Linked DNA regions of Homo sapiens: region 1 is linked to region 2. Evidence: chromatin loops called from intact Hi-C (ENCODE). Cell type or tissue: PC-9. All regions are shown on one strand. Each heading gives the region's core, and the rest is flanking DNA. Links, peaks and the distances in the headings are about the cores only.

Region 1 (2,927 bases), core at 293-2,792, 67 kb before region 2:
TTGTTAAGACTTTGGTCAAATGCCTTAACCTTCTGGGGACCATGTTTCCTTGTCCTTTTTTAAAAAATTTTAAAAATATTGACATGCATTTTTTAAGATGCATTAAAGAAAAAATTCATAATACTTCCACCACATAACACACACATATGCACACACACACACACACACACACACACACCCCTACTTCCTCTTATTCCACCCTCCAAGGGTGGAACGTCTAGTGAGTATCCCCTCGATACCTTTCTCCATGCTCGCATGCAAGCAGATATTCCTAAAGAGTTTGAATTTTTTGTTCTTACAAAAACTGAATCATACTATGTTTAAGACTCCACAATTTCTTTTTTTTTTTCATTCAACTTACTATGGTGATCCTCTAGAACAATTCATATAGATCTAATTCATTCCTACACACTAATTTAAATTGGAATTATGAATATACCAAATTACATTTATACCAAAATATATCCTATTGAAGTACAGTTCAGTTGTATCTCAATTTTGTTTTGTTTTGCTACTAAAAAATGTGCAAAAATCATCTCAATTACGTATTTCTATGTTCTACAGCTTTCATATCTGAAAAATATACTCCTCAAAATGAGATTTGGGGCAAAAAATATTTTTAAAAATTTTAATAAATATTACTATACTATCTCCCCAAGAGCAGTAATAATTTTCAGTCCTACCTTCAGTATATGAGAAGGCCTGTTTTCCCTCTATTAGCACTGTATGTCATTAATCTTTTTAGTTTTTGCCACTTGATAAGGAAAAAATGGTATCTTGTGTTGTTTAATTTGCAATTTTGAATGCTAGTAAGGTTGTTCATCTCATTTCTTAGTAAACTTTAGTTGCTAATTTAGGTTTTTACTCTGTACAGACACTATTCTTATGAGAAAAATGGAGGCATATTTTGGACTAAATCTCTAGCAAAATCACCGTAACTGTTATCTGGAATACCAGTTTAGCCAGAAACCAATCAGTACCTGAAAGCAGTCTGTAGCTTGGCTGTTGTATAACACCTCAACCCCATTTTAAGGAAGATCTTCAAAAAACTTCTGGAGAAGTCTAAATTGCAAACGATGATCACCACCACAGAGGCAGGAGTAATGGATGCCAAGTTCAACATAAACTTGTCTTTGACACCAAGGCATTGCCAAACCAGGAATGATGGCAAAGCTAATAGTGACTTCCTGAAGCACTTGGTTGAGAAGCATTCCGAGGCTGATCAGGGCTCAGCAGAAAAAGAGATGGAGTAGCAATGTGCGTTGGGTGCATACGAATATAAAGGAGCAATATCTCAGGTGAGAGCCCTGATATTGTCCCCAATTGGAATTGATACCTGGGCTCAAAGGTGCCCGGAGCTCTTTGATCTGGGTAGGAGGAAAGACTCATTCCCCATCCCTGCCATCACCTCCTCCTGAGACCACACAGGACCAGGGGTGTCCTCCTCTCTCTTCCCCAGACCTCCCATTCTTTGACTCTGTTTCATTTTATCCAGAATTCATCTGAATAAAAACGTTATTGAAAACGGAGAGAATACAGAAATTTTCTACACCCTAAATCCACTAGGAATGGACAGACAGGGCTGGTAAGGGAGAAATTAAATGACATTTGAAAATCTACAGACAAGAGAAATTGTAGGCAAAATGACAGACATAAAATCTCTGGCTCTCTTCAGAGAATTAGCATTCAAATCACAAAAGACAAAACAAAACAAACAAAAAGCTCTCAGTGCCAAAGCTTAGAATGCCTGCATTTCAGCTCCATCCAGGAATGGTGCACATTTTCTCTCCCAAAATGTGAGTTGGCCAGGCACTTCTCCGCCGCCTCACGCCTCCCCGTGACTGCGCTTCCTTTATCAGGACGTCGCCTGACCCCTAGTGGTGGCACCGCCTGCAGCTGCACCAGATAAGCTTGTCAAAATTCTAATTTGCTGACAGGTAGCAGCATTTCCTTAGAAAAACTAATGTTTGTACATTACCACAGTAGAAAATGGGTCTCTGACTTTAAGAAGATCTTCAGAAAGGTAAACTGCAGAGAAATTAACAGAGATGCCTAAACACCAAAGAACACAGCAATCTTTGTCATATGACAGCAATACATGACATTTTTCCTGGATCAGTAACAGCCTCGATCTCCCAGGCTCAAATGATCCTCCTGCCTCTGCCTCCTGAGTAGCTGAGACTACAGGTGTGCGCCTCCACCACAAACAGCTAATTTTTTTATTTTTTATCTTTTTTGTACAGACAGAGGTCTCCCTATGTTGCCCAGGCTGGTCTTGAACTCCTGGGCTCAAGCAATCCTCCTGACTCAGCCTCCCAAAGTGCTGGGATTACAGATATGAACCACTGCACCCAGCCAGGCCTATCTTTAAAAATGAGTAAAAATCCTCTGGTCCTGCTCAAATTTTTCTTTTTTATTATTTTTTTTTTTAAAAAAAAAAGGAGTAAAGAATTGCATCCAAGATAAGGAAGTCTCCACGTGTCTACACATTCATCCAAACCCACCTTGCTCAAGACTTCATGAAGTAGAAAAGCCTAGAAACTAGACATTCACAGTCCTATAAAATTCATGTGCCTTAAACTGATGCCATGAAAATTAGTTCTAAATGATGGCCAAAGGCAATAGGGAAAAAATGCATTTGTGAAATATTTTAGTTTATTTCATGAAGCATTAAGTAATGTATGAAAAGAAGTTGAAACTGAGACAAATGATCTTAAATGAGCCACAATCTTGGTCTATCCAGAATTTGCCTGCAAACCCCACCCTGCCCTTGTCAGAATGACTCAGACTTGGGTTGACTGAGCTTCCAAGGTGAAAGTCTCAGAAGCCACAGTTGAAGGAATCTAGGGTTGGCAAGGTTTCCCAGGTCCCCCTCCCACATGCCCCAAACTGGTCTCAGGTCCAGTTTGCTCTCAAAAGTAGGGTAA
Region 2 (2,927 bases), core at 267-2,766:
CACACCTATATGAAAATCTGCCATGGTTGCTGTCTTTGTCCTTTTGTGGTAAATTAGATTTTCTTGAACAGTCAAAGATCAAAGGCAAGATGAGAGATTAAGATTTATTTTCTTATATGAGTCATAGCCTGGATCACCAAACAGAGTTCACCAAATGTTTTGAGCAGCGATGACATGACTGAGACAAGATTATGGAGTTCTGGTGTGACGTTTAATTAAAACTCTTCATCTGATCAAGGGCACTGTCACTGTTGGTGACAATGTAAATTACCCATCACCCAGAAATTCTGCCTCTGGGAATTTATCCTAAGACACTAATAAAGAATGTGGGCTTACACTTAGCTACACGAATATTCACCAGACTGCTCTTTAAAAAAAGCAAAAATTGAGAAACAGCTTAAATTCCCAAAAGAAAGGGATTAGTTTTAAAAAAAAAAAAAAGATAGATGTAGGGCTGGGCATGGTGGCTCACACCTGTAATCCCAGAACTTTGGGATTCCAAGGCAGGTGGATCACTTGAGCTCAGGAGTTCAAGACCAGCCTGGGCAACATGGCAAAACCCTGTCTGTACCAAAAATACAAAAAATTAGCTGGGCATGGTAGTGCACGCTTGTGGTACCAGCTACTCAGGAGGCTGAGGTGGGAGGATGAGGCCAAGGTTGCAGCGAGTCAGATCACGCCACTGCACTCCAACCTGGGTGACAGAGTATAGACACCATCTCAAAAAAAATTTTTAAAAGATAGGTGTTCCATGCTGCCATAAATGTAAACACTATATATATGTACACACACACATATATTTATATATTATACTCTGACATAAGGTTAAAAGAATCTGTAGTATTCCCCAGGTTAATATTGGATGGATGGGATTATGAATATTTTAGATGTTCTTTTTGCATGATTTTCACATTATGAGCATGAACTTTTATAATCCAGAAAAATAATGAAAAATATTCACTGGTTAGGGGTGCAGTTTAGAGTCCCATTGCTCAGGCATAAAGTGAGCATAAATTTCCCTCTTTTTCTGTCTGCAGCTCATGAAGCAGTTTAGTCCAACAGACATTATCCAGCTTCTCTAGGGCATGCCCAGCACTGCAAACTGCTGGGGATGCAAAGGTGAAGATGGGGTACGTTTCCTGCCCCTGAGGGACTCAGGCCGAGTGAGCCCATATACACCTCAACAGAAATGCACTGGACATCTCAGGGAAGCCTAGAATTTGAAGCACTCCTGGGCCTCCCAGAGACTAGATATTACATTAAAGTGCGTTGTAAGGCAGCACTATACTAATGTAGGCTTCCAAATGCCTCCCATCGGAGGAACCGGCTCACGGGAGAAGCTAAGTGCTCTCAGGAGAGCTGGGGTGTGGAGTGAACAGCACGTGAGGAAATGGTTATGTGACATCTTTATGGCAGGCACATACAGGCAGGATTTTTTAAAATGCCGCAGCTATCCTTCCAGTAGGAATACTCATCCGATAGAGTAATAATACTTCCCTCCTATAGGAGAATACTACAAGACACTATATTAAAGGAAGACATTTCACTTTCCTTTGATACTAGACATCTTCTATCTTCTTGTCTGAATTTCAAGTGTGCTGATGCCGATTTTCTTCATTGCAATTGCATGCTTCCCTCTAGTGTTCGTCTATATTATTACACCCTGTTGTAATAGGTTGAAGATGGAGGGGAGGGAGGTCTGGGGGAAAGTAAATGTATAGGGCATGGGATAGAACTGTCGAAAGCATGCAAACAATAGCCACTTAAATGGTGAAACATAATCAATGGTCCAATTTTTTCTGTAACAATAAAAAATGTTCTTGTTTTGGGTCGGAATAACGACAGCTAATATTTATTTATCATGTGCCAGGCACAATGCTAAGAGCATTGCAGGTATTAAATCATTTAATCCAATAGAAGAAATAAGACGTAGTGTTTCATAGATCACTAGGGTGATTATAGTTTAGAATAACCTATTGTATATTTCAAAATAGCTAAGAGAATAATACAAATGTTTCCAGCAAAAAGGAAGGACAAGTATTTAAGGTGGTGGCTGTCCCAATTACACTGATTTGTTCTTAACAAGTTATATAAATATATTAAATTATCATATGTACCCCCAAAACACATATATCTATTATGTATCAATAAAAAATAAAATTCAAAAAAATTTCATCCAACAATCCAAAGAGGGAAGAACTATTAGCTGCTCTGCGCATGTGCAGTGCTTCAATGTCACATCAAAACAAAGCAAAATCAGGGAAGAGAGTGGTTAACGGGCTACAGAGCAACATGCCTAAGTTTTGTTGTGACTTCTGCAATACATACCTCACCCACGACTCTCCATCTGTGAGAACCTACCATTGCAGTGGAAGGAAACACAAAGAGAATGTGAAAGACTACTACCAGAAATGGATAGAAGAGCAGGCTCGGAGCCTGGCTGACAGAACAAAGACTGCATCTCAACAAGGAAGAACACCTCCTACTCTGTTCTCTGTTCCTCCTCCTGCAGGAGCGATGATCCAACCTCCCCCCAGTCTCTTCCTGTTCCTCACCAGGTATGATGCCAGCACCCCAGCTGGGGGGCCCTCCCATGATGCCAATGATGGCCCCCCCCTCCTCCTGGATGATGCCAATGGGATGTGCTCCTGGAATGAGGCTGCCCATTGGAGGTGATATCATTTGGCTCTGTGTCCCCACTCAGATCTCACCTTGAGTTGTAATAATCTTCACATGACATGGGAGGGACACGGTGGGAGGTAATTGAATCATGGGGGTGGGTTTTTCTCATGCTGTTCTCGCGATAGTGAATAAGTCTCATGAGATCTGATGGTTTTATAAAGGGGACTTCCCCTGCACACGCTCTCTTGCCTGCTGCCATGTAAGATGTCCCTTTGCTCTTCCTTTGTCTTCCGCCATGATTGTGA

The links. Hi-C counts contacts between places; a loop is a spot of excess contacts. Peaks named below come from ENCODE experiments on the same cell type or tissue, not always from the same donor. Only the 100,000 strongest peaks of a DNase experiment are listed, where the experiment ranks them.
Region 1: it touches region 2 in a loop (5-fold over the local background); 52 of 110 quality-filtered maps call a loop at or near these places.

Annotation. Positions count from the first base shown.
Region 1 is chr3:150,786,905-150,789,831 of GRCh38, reverse strand. No RefSeq gene overlaps it. Among named protein-coding and RNA genes, the nearest start is that of SIAH2, 25 kb to the right of the region's middle. RefSeq lists a silencer at 1,769-1,828. In PC-9, for the core only: a CTCF peak has its summit at 1,853 (motif pointing left); no DNase peak of the experiment used is centred there; H3K27ac peaks cover 341 bases.
Region 2 is chr3:150,720,198-150,723,124 of GRCh38, reverse strand. It overlaps the pseudogene SNRPCP3. Among named protein-coding and RNA genes, the nearest start is that of ERICH6, 18 kb to the right of the region's middle. In PC-9, for the core only: a CTCF peak has its summit at 1,640 (motif pointing left); a DNase peak (open chromatin) is centred at 1,624.